Regions from separate parts of the Homo sapiens genome. Here region 1 is linked to region 2. Evidence: chromatin contacts called from ENCODE Hi-C or POLR2A ChIA-PET data. All regions are on one chromosome and are shown on one strand. Each heading gives the region's core, a stretch centred on a gene start or an enhancer-like site at or near the end of the contact. The rest is flanking DNA. Distances are from core to core; before and after follow the strand shown. Region 1 has its middle 80 kb from the start of ABCC12. Region 2 overlaps PHKB (phosphorylase kinase regulatory subunit beta).

Region 1 (4,449 bases), core at 100-2,599, 580 kb before region 2:
TCCTGGCTTCAGCTGAGAGCTTTCCCTCTGCCGAGACCAGCATTCAAGGACCAGACCAAGTCAGTTTCTATTGTTTTAGCACAAACCTGCCTCCTTCACCTGGCAAGAGCCACACTCAAAGAAGCCTCAGCGTGGTTTGTGGCAATTGTTCTGCATTGCTCTAAATAATTTTTTTTATTATGGTAAAATGGAAATAACAAAACATTTACCATTTTAACAATTTTAAGTGTATATTTCAGTGGCATTAAGTACATTCACATTGCTGAGCAGCCATCACCATCATCCGTCTCCAGATATTTTTCATTTTTCCAAACTGAAACTCTGTGCCCACTAAACTCCCCATTCCCCTGTCCCCGTAAAACCCTGCAACCACTATTCTACTTTCTGTCTGCATGAGGTGCCTTATATAATGGAATCATATAGTATTTGTCCTTTTGTGTCTGGCTTATTTCAGTTAAGGTTCATCCATGTTGCAGCGTGTATCAGAATTTAATTCCTTTTTAAGGCCATCCTAATAAGTGTGAAGTGGTATCTCATTGTGGTTTTGATTTGCATTTCCCTAATGAGTTGTGTTGTGCATCTTTTCATGTGCTTATTGGCTTTGCATTTTTTAGAAAGAGAAATTGTGGTAGCCCATCTTGCAAGGTTCCTTTTTTAACATAGCTTTTTTTTTTTTTAAATGGAGTCTTGCTCTGTCACCCAGGCTGGAGTGCAGTGGCACAATATGGACTCACTGCCACCTCTGCCTCCCAGGTTCAAGCTATTCTCCTGCCTCAGCCTCCCAAGTAGCTGGGATTACAGGTGCTCACCACCACACCCAGCCAATTTTTGTATTTTTAGTAGAGACAGTTTCACCACGTTGGCCAGGCTGGTCTTGAACTCCTGACCTCAAGTGATCTGTCCTGATCAGCCTCCCAAAGTGCTGGGATTACAGGCTTGAGCCACTGCACCTGGCCAATACAGCATTCTCAAATGAATATTCTCACTATGTCAATGTGTACAGGAGCTCAGAGACTATAATTATTAGCTATGGGCTAAGAACCTGGCATACATCACATCATTAAGGCTTTAAAACAGCTCATGAGGTAGGAATGACTTTTCTTGTTTGCTCAGAGAGATTGTGTATTTTCCCAAGGTTACCCAGATGGCAGGGAGAGGAAACTGGACTTTTATCCCAGAGCTGGCTTTCCCAGTCCAATCTCTTCACTTCACACATTAGGAAAAGAAGGCCCAGAAGATCTAAAACTGGTCCAAGTTCATTCAAAGAGTGGTAGGGGGGAGGATTGGGCTCCTGAATTCCAGCTTAGTGCTATGTCCATGCAGCCACATTGCATCAGACTGTTCTCCAGAGGGAAGTAAAAATATAGCTCTTTTCCTCCGGGCAGCTCATCATGTTATTGCGGAAATGACTTAAAAGTACCAAAGTACACACAATAAAATACCAGTGGATGAAGTGTGATGTTATGTGGTGAGCTCATTCATTCATTCTTTCATTTATTTGTTCACTCATTCAGTATTTCACCTGATTTTTCACTCTTTTGATCCTTTCTTCTATTGAAAGGATGGAAGAAGTGAAAACAATTCTGGACATGACCAACAGTCCTTGTAGGGCAAGTATGAGCCATGAAGGTGATGAGGCTGGGGAAGGTGTTGTTTCTGGTTGAGGAAAGCATTCAAACAAAGATCTGGGAGTGAGGGCGAGCCTGGCTGGGGAGACAGCCAGCCACTGCCTAACTAGGGCTGAGGACTGCTTGGAAAATTTTCAGTACTTCACAGTCTGCATCTTCAAATGGTTGGTGAACACCAAAGGCTTGGATACAACTAGTGAAGGGAGAACAGTTTGTCATAGAAACAATTAGGGCAGGTGCTGGGGAAAAGTCCATTAGTAATAAAGGGAGTTTGGCCAAGGAAAAGTGGGGCCACAGACAATCCCCCTGCAGCAGAGCCAACTATGTTATGGGGAGAGAAATGGGGTTGGTTCCACCACATCACCCCTCCCAGGACAAGATGGGTGTCCTGAGGGCAGACACTGCCAGTGACACACAAGGGTCATGTGTGCCAGTCTGTAATGATGCATGCTGCCCTTGCCAGGGGAAGCTCTTCTCCAAGCATGAGGTGGAAAAGACGGGAGAGCCAAGTTCCCTCCAGCGCATCCATTTAAATTATTTGCCTCTTTGCTTCTGCAATTGGTAAATCAGAGATCATCTACATAGCAGAATCGTTTAGGAAATGATGAGGCCACTCTGTACAGAGAGTACATTTGGCTTGGCAACCAAAAGGGTTCTTTGGTAAGTGGTCATAACAGTGCCACACTAATCAAATTCCTCAGTTTTCTCTGATGTGGGGATTTTAGAGCCAAGTGACCTCACTCTAAGCAAAGGCAGCATGTTAATATCTGGACTGACAACTGGAGGATGGGGAAGTATGACACAGAGAGAAAAGCATGAGCTCTGGGGTTCTAGTAAACACCATCAGTCAATACTCTGCCCAGAGTCCCGGCTGCTGGTGTGTTTCAGGGTGCTTTTGCTACCTGTAATTGGTACCTTTAACTCTTCTTCCCAGGACTGCCTTGGGCTACTAGAGTGAGAGTGTGCACACCCAAGGAAGGGCCAAAGGGGCTAGAAGTGTACCTTCCTCCAGGTGAGCTCTGAGCTGATAGGCCCAGCTCCCTCGTTTTGGGAAGATCCTAAAGTGGAACTTACACTCCAAGTTCCCCTGTGGATTCAGGCTGAAGTTAACTTCCATAGTACTTTGCCTGAAATCGTATCTTTCTTCCTCCTTGTGTTACTTAGAAATTTTCCCCGAGAATATATCCTTGATGATATGGTTTGTCTGTGTTTCCACACAAATCTCATCTTGAATTGTAACTCCCACAATTCCCACCTGTTGTGGGAGGAACCCGGCAGCAGGTGATTGGATTATGGGGGCAGGTCTTTCCTGTGCTGTTTTCATGATAGTGAATGAGTCTCATGAGATCTGATGGTTTTAAAAACGAGAGTTTCCCTGCACAAGCTCTCTCTTTGCCTGCTGCCATCCACGCAAGATTTGACTTGCTCCATCTTGCCTTCTGCCATGATTGTGAAGCCTCCCCAACTATGTGGAACTGTAAGTTTATTAAACCTCTTTTCTTCCCAGACTTGGGTATGCCTTTATCAGCAGCGTGAAAACAGACTAATATACTTGATACGTCAGAAGCATATAAATGCTTGTCCCAGAGTCAATCTTTAGGAAATCTGACCTAGCCCAGGGGGGTCAAAGAATTCTGAGCTCAAAATCAAACCCATCATTTGCAAGTTCCCATCTCCTCTTTGGGGACCACCACCCACTCTATTCTTAGCCTGGAACCTGGGTAGTTCAGATGACACTGACTCTACCAATGGTCCCCAGGTATGGGCCTGGGATCTAGACCAGGCAAATCAGAGGGTCACATATCAGGGGTGGTGTGAGTGGTTTGGGATGGACACAAACCCAACACATTATCTAGAACTCTGGGGGGAAAATGTGAGCTCTTCTTGGATGGTGGGTACCTCAGATGCCATTTTTGACATCACGAGGAGAAATTCTGCTGTGAATGAAGCCAACACAGAAGAAAGCAGAACAGGGGGGTGGAGAAGAAGCTACTGTGTGCTCAGTCATCCATCACCCTTGAGACAGCACAGTCCCTATGCGGGGATTCACTGCTGATTCCTGGTCACTCCAGAGCTTCTGAACCCCCAGAACACTGAAGTGTCCCCACTGTGCTAAACCCATGCTGTGTTGTGCTCTGAATGGAGTGAAGAACCTTCACCAGAAAGTCCAGGCCCACCCATGGGGCCAGGCTGTGAACTACTTGCAATTTCACTGAGGATGTTTCCTGAGAAAACATAAAGCCATTTTTTTTTTAGCTGAAACACTATCTACCTTGTTAGAGGTGACCATGGCTATCTCTAGGTGGAAGGTTTCAGAATGGAATTGAATTTCAGGACACCCAGCTGGTGTCCACTGCTGCAGAATTGTGTGTGGGGAAAACCACCACATATTTGGTCACAGAAGTCCATGTGTTGATTGTTGTAGTGTGACAGCAGATGAAAAGTGGGTTGAGTTTTTCCACACTTAGTGCCCTTATAAAAGAGGCCAAAGGGGGTGGATCACCTGAGGTCAGGAGTTCGAGACCAGCCTGGCCAGCATGGCAAAACCCCATCTCTACTAAAAATACAAAAAAAAAAAAAAATTAGCCGGGTGTGACAGCGAGTGCCTATAATCCCAGCTACTCTGGAGGATGAGGTAGGAGAATCACTTGAACCCTGGGGCAGAAGTTGCAGTGAGCTGAGATAGTGCCACTTCACTCCAGCCTGGGCAAAAGAGTGAAACTCCGTCTCAAAAAAAAAAAAGAAAAGAAAAAAAAAGAGGCCCAGGGAGCTTGTCTGCCCCTTCTGCCATGTGAGGTTATGTAGAAGGCACCATCTATGA
Region 2 (4,501 bases), core at 48-2,547:
AGGACATCTGGAAAGCATCAATGCCAGTAAAAATGGAGACAGCAATTAATAGAGCATGAATTCCCAAAGCAAATTAAAGAGCTACAAAATAACAGAAAATTCTACTAAATGTTCCAATTGAAATGAAATTGTAAAATGTTAATTTTTCTTTTCCATGCTTTTCCCATTCGCATTATGTCTATACGCAAACATCACAAAGTAAAATAAAACTTATCAATGATAGGAGAAAAATAGCTCAGAGCAGACTGAGCTAGGTGAGGTATGCAAAACTTACCAGGCTCAGGAAGACAAGAGTAAGGGACTTCAATCACACTTTCCTTCCTATGCACCCACACCCAAGGGCCATGTTTACAGGCATTTTTGTTCCTGACTAGCTGCCTTACCCATTATCTTCCAGTTCCTGGAATTTGTGATACAAAGAACAATATAGAGCTAATCAATAACTTTTATTATATTAATATAAGTTACTGGAAACACAACTTAGAAGCTGCCTCTTTCCTTTAAAATCCACCTGTAACTGATGCTAATCAGAAGATATATTCAGGGCAGCTTCTATCTATGCTTCCACATAGATTTAGGCTTGAATACTCTATAATGAATCACATTTTCGGAATCTAGTTATTTAAGGTTAACATTTTGGTACCCTAGATGAGATCGGAAGTGGACCTCTAGAGAGCCCCACCACTTTACCAGCAATCAGCACCTTGGTACCAATACGATAAGTCCTCCTTCACCCAACCTTGCCAAAGTCAGCAGGAATCTCTGCTAAGGCCCCTGTTGGGATCTGAATCCTCCTGGCTTGATTAAGGATTAAGACTTTATTCAATTTGTACATATTCTTAACTAGTTGAGGTTGGAAGTGAAGCTCTATAAAAGGCAAGAGTTTCATTTGTTATTCTCTAGAGATCTGTTGACCTCGGATTTGTGACTTTCATTTTTCTCTGAAGTTAAGGTTTTATTTTGAACTACTAGTTGGAGTTTTTCAACCTTTTCTATAGTTTAAACTTTGGTCTTTGAAAAGAGGAAGTGAATCTTTGAGGCTTAAGTGAAAAACATGTAATTTTAAAAACCAGTTAAATTCTGAAGCTTGGTTCAATTGATAAATCTAAAATGTTCTTGAGTGACCAAAATAATAAAAGGCTCTCATGAGTCCCACTAGGTTTCTGGTCATTCAGGAAGGAAAACGAAAATTATGGACAACTATCTCTAAAACCTAGACTTTGTCCTTAAAGGGTGACCCACCTTTAGAAACACCAGCTGGATTTATATTTAATGCTTATGGTGCCTCTTCATGCTAACATTTAGAAAACTGGTCACACGTAACTAAAGACGACCCCAAATTACAACGGTCGAAATAGTGTACTTTTAAAATACCTCAACTAGTTTATCTGTACTCTCAATTTTAAAAAGCTAGCTCTAAAATAAAATAACTAGGAGAGCTATTTTCAATGATACTTAGAAGTTTCTAAAAGAGGTTCTGACAAAGTTATTTCTTTGCAAAAGGAAAATGTAAAATTTTATAAAGTGACTTTTAAAATGAAAAGTGCTGCTGAAATTGTTCCTCTTCCTCTTTCTGTTTATTCTAACTGCTCTTCCCTTCCCCCCTCCTGCTCCTGGTGTACTGGCCTCATTTCAGGAATGAGACAGCAAGCATAAAGAGGTCCCCAGAGAACTTCCAACTGGCCTGCACACTGGGAGGAGTGTGCAACGGGGTGGAGCCTCAGGAAGTGCGCACTGTTTGCCAGAGGGAGGAGCCTGATCTCCCCTGTTCCAGGGTGGTACCTAGGATTCAATCTATGAGGCGGAAGCCAGCTAGCAAGACTTTGGCTTTGCTGAGACTCTCTGTTTACCTTTGTTTTCCTTTTTGCCCGATAAATTTTTCTTGCCCTTTAAAGTGCCTGCAAGCCTAATCTCTCATGGTTGTGTGACAAGGACCCCATTTTTAGGTGAACTAAGGAGAAAGTCCTACAACAGTTTAGCACCCAACGTGGGGCTTAAGAAAGGGTGAGTGAGATGCAAACCAAATCTATTTTTATCTCATTTTTAAGCCTTTTCATCCTCAGACTTCTGAGGGCAGGGGAAACCATGCCCCAACCCCTGTCACTCCCAGGTGTTGAGAAGGTCAGCCTCAGTCTCCATGGCATTTTCCTTTCTTTTTTGTGACGGAAGGGCGAGCAGCAGCTCCCGCCACCCTCCCCTCCCTGCCAAGGCTGGGGTGCGTGAACCAAGGGTGCCCAACAGCAGGCAGCTCTCCCTGCCATGCATCCATAGAGCCTTCCGCTCCCCCAGCCAGAAGGTCCCACTCCCTTGAACAGTAATGAAGTCTTTCTCACTGATGGAGGCATCCATTTGCATAAAAATAAGAGGTTCCTCTTTAGGCATTTTAAACTGGTTTTTTCTTTCCTTTTCTCCACCAGATCAGCAGTTGACTTTTAAATTAGCTTTTTTTTCCTTTTAGAAGACATTTTAACTAGGCTAGGAATGATAAGGATCACTGTTTATATTCTCAGTAGAGTTTTAATTGTGAAAAAGGATTTGTGAGGCTGGTCTTAATCTGTAGCCAATCTAGTGTACTTTGTCCATCTTTCCATAGCAAACTTTGTGGCAGGCCTCCATTCTGTTTTACATCCTTGGGAGCAAGGCCTGCAACCACGTGGCAATGTTTTGTTCTAGCCTCACCATTTTACAATGGCAGCCAGGAGTTCAATCCTGCCTTAGGAAATGAGTTCTTTCTAGTTTGATATCTGCAGGACCTTTGCCATTTTTTGATTCCCTGCCCCTCCACAAACTGACTTGGATTTTCTTTCTCTGAGCCTTTAGTAAAGTTTGAAAGCCAGAAATATCAGCTGTTTGGCCTGGCTAAAGTCAGGTATTAAGAAATTTTAAAAGGACCTTATTAAAGAGTGCTATGGCTAAAAGTCAGTTTAATTAAAAGCAGATATTCAAGCTCCAACAGCCTGGGACTCCTTGGGAAAAACACGGGGCGCCAGATACCCCATTTTGCAAAAAACCTCTGTTTTCCTCATGAAACCCCAGGAACTGGAAGTGGATAAATCCCTCTCAGAATTTAGGGTTCTGTTCTGTTTTGCATTGTGTTATCTGGCATTTTTTACTTTTGGGAGTATCAGAAATTACTTCACATTATGAGAGATACATAAAGACTGGCAAATGAAAGGTCTTGCAACTACTGAATCTTCTTCTAGTCTGCCTGTCAGTGTAGCTATATATGTGTTGAGTGTGATGTCTATAAAAAGACCTCTAAGTAATTGGCCTAAAGGAAGAAAAGTGCTTGGATGAAATATTTTTTAAAGGGAAGATAAAAGCTATGGTACCTTTTAGTTCACGTGACTTTAATCTTTGGGAAATAACAACAGCCTTAAAGATTATTAGTAAAATGCAGATGTCACCAATATGTAAATAGGAGGACTAAATTATGCAGGTTAGATACTAGGCTCACTAAATGTTTTAAGGTTACAAACTGCCTTTTGGGTTTTAAGAACTATTTGACTTGCTTGCTTCACAACTGGTAAGGCAATTGACATATAGACATAGTTCTATATGTCTGTAAGGGACATATACTTCCTTACAAACATATAGAACTATATGTCTGTCCCCTTATAGACATATAGAATTAACCACACCCTTACTTATGCTGGAAGGAGTCAATTATGCTGGCTGTATCTGGCACACAATTAAAACAACTTGCCAGGATTTACATTAAAGTTCAAATTGCTAGGAGGTACCATTAAAACACATAATTGAAACTACTGGAAATAGATTTACATGCTAGGTGTATAAGAACAGTAAAATGTGTTTTTAATGAAAGATTATTAGAAGATAGGAAAATGTAAAGTATTGGCTAGGGTTAAAGAATTGTTTTGAATTAGATAAGGTAAAGCTGAAGGTTCAAACAAGTGGCAGAAGGATCGTGGAAATGATTCTTGCAGAAGAGGCTTTCTGTGTGAACATGTTGACTAGGTTCTGGGGGTTATTATGTGGTTTCTCTGTGGGTTGAGCATTGGAATGAAAGCACAACAGGGTACTCTTGGGGCACTGATCTGCCCTTTGGCAAAATTTGGAAAGGGTTATAAAAGGTTTTTGCTTCATTAAAATTTCTCAGTCAAATAATTTATGGTAATCTGGAAATCAATTTCATAACATCAAGTGTGTTAATCCTCTAACATATTTAACAGGCTTCCCAAAATCAAACTTGAGCCTCATAATTGCCTTTCCTGATACCTGGCTTTTGGAAGGCTTTAGAGGGCCCCTGGAGCCTCCAGAAAAGAGGTAAACAGGATCATCTGACATGTTTAGTTACATGGGATTGCCAGAATGATGTTCAATCTTCTTTAGGTTATATTTTGGTGAATACTAATATTTGCTCCAAAACTGTATGGAATTTCTAAAATTTAATGTCTAAGTATATGTTAGCAAACATAAGGTTAAGCTATTATAAACCACAGAGATCACCAAACTTCTTTGTCAATTATGTTTCTAACTG

Evidence for each region. A loop is a pair of places that touch in the nucleus more often than their neighbours do. ChIA-PET counts read pairs that join two places held with the same protein, here RNA polymerase II (POLR2A).
Region 1: a map with no recorded cell type shows a loop between it and region 2 (2.0-fold over the local background). The contact joins two enhancer-like sites. A Hi-C loop is called at or near these places in 1 of 37 single-sample maps with no recorded cell type. POLR2A ChIA-PET finds 5 or more read pairs at or near these places in 1 of 52 experiments (activated naive CD8-positive, alpha-beta T cell).

The regions. Positions count from the first base shown.
Region 1 is chr16:48,073,496-48,077,944 of GRCh38, reverse strand. No RefSeq gene overlaps it. Among named protein-coding and RNA genes, the nearest start is that of ABCC12, 80 kb to the left of the region's middle. Within about 2 kb of position 1,349, at least 4 of the 41 ENCODE cell types and tissues checked have a DNase peak (open chromatin) inside an H3K27ac peak, as active enhancers do.
Region 2 is chr16:47,490,332-47,494,832 of GRCh38, reverse strand. The region is part of intron 1 of PHKB (phosphorylase kinase regulatory subunit beta); the gene reads right to left. Among named protein-coding and RNA genes, the nearest start is that of PHKB, 31 kb to the right of the region's middle. RefSeq lists enhancers at 1,847-1,916, 2,208-2,730. Within about 2 kb of position 1,297, at least 23 of the 41 ENCODE cell types and tissues checked have a DNase peak (open chromatin) inside an H3K27ac peak, as active enhancers do.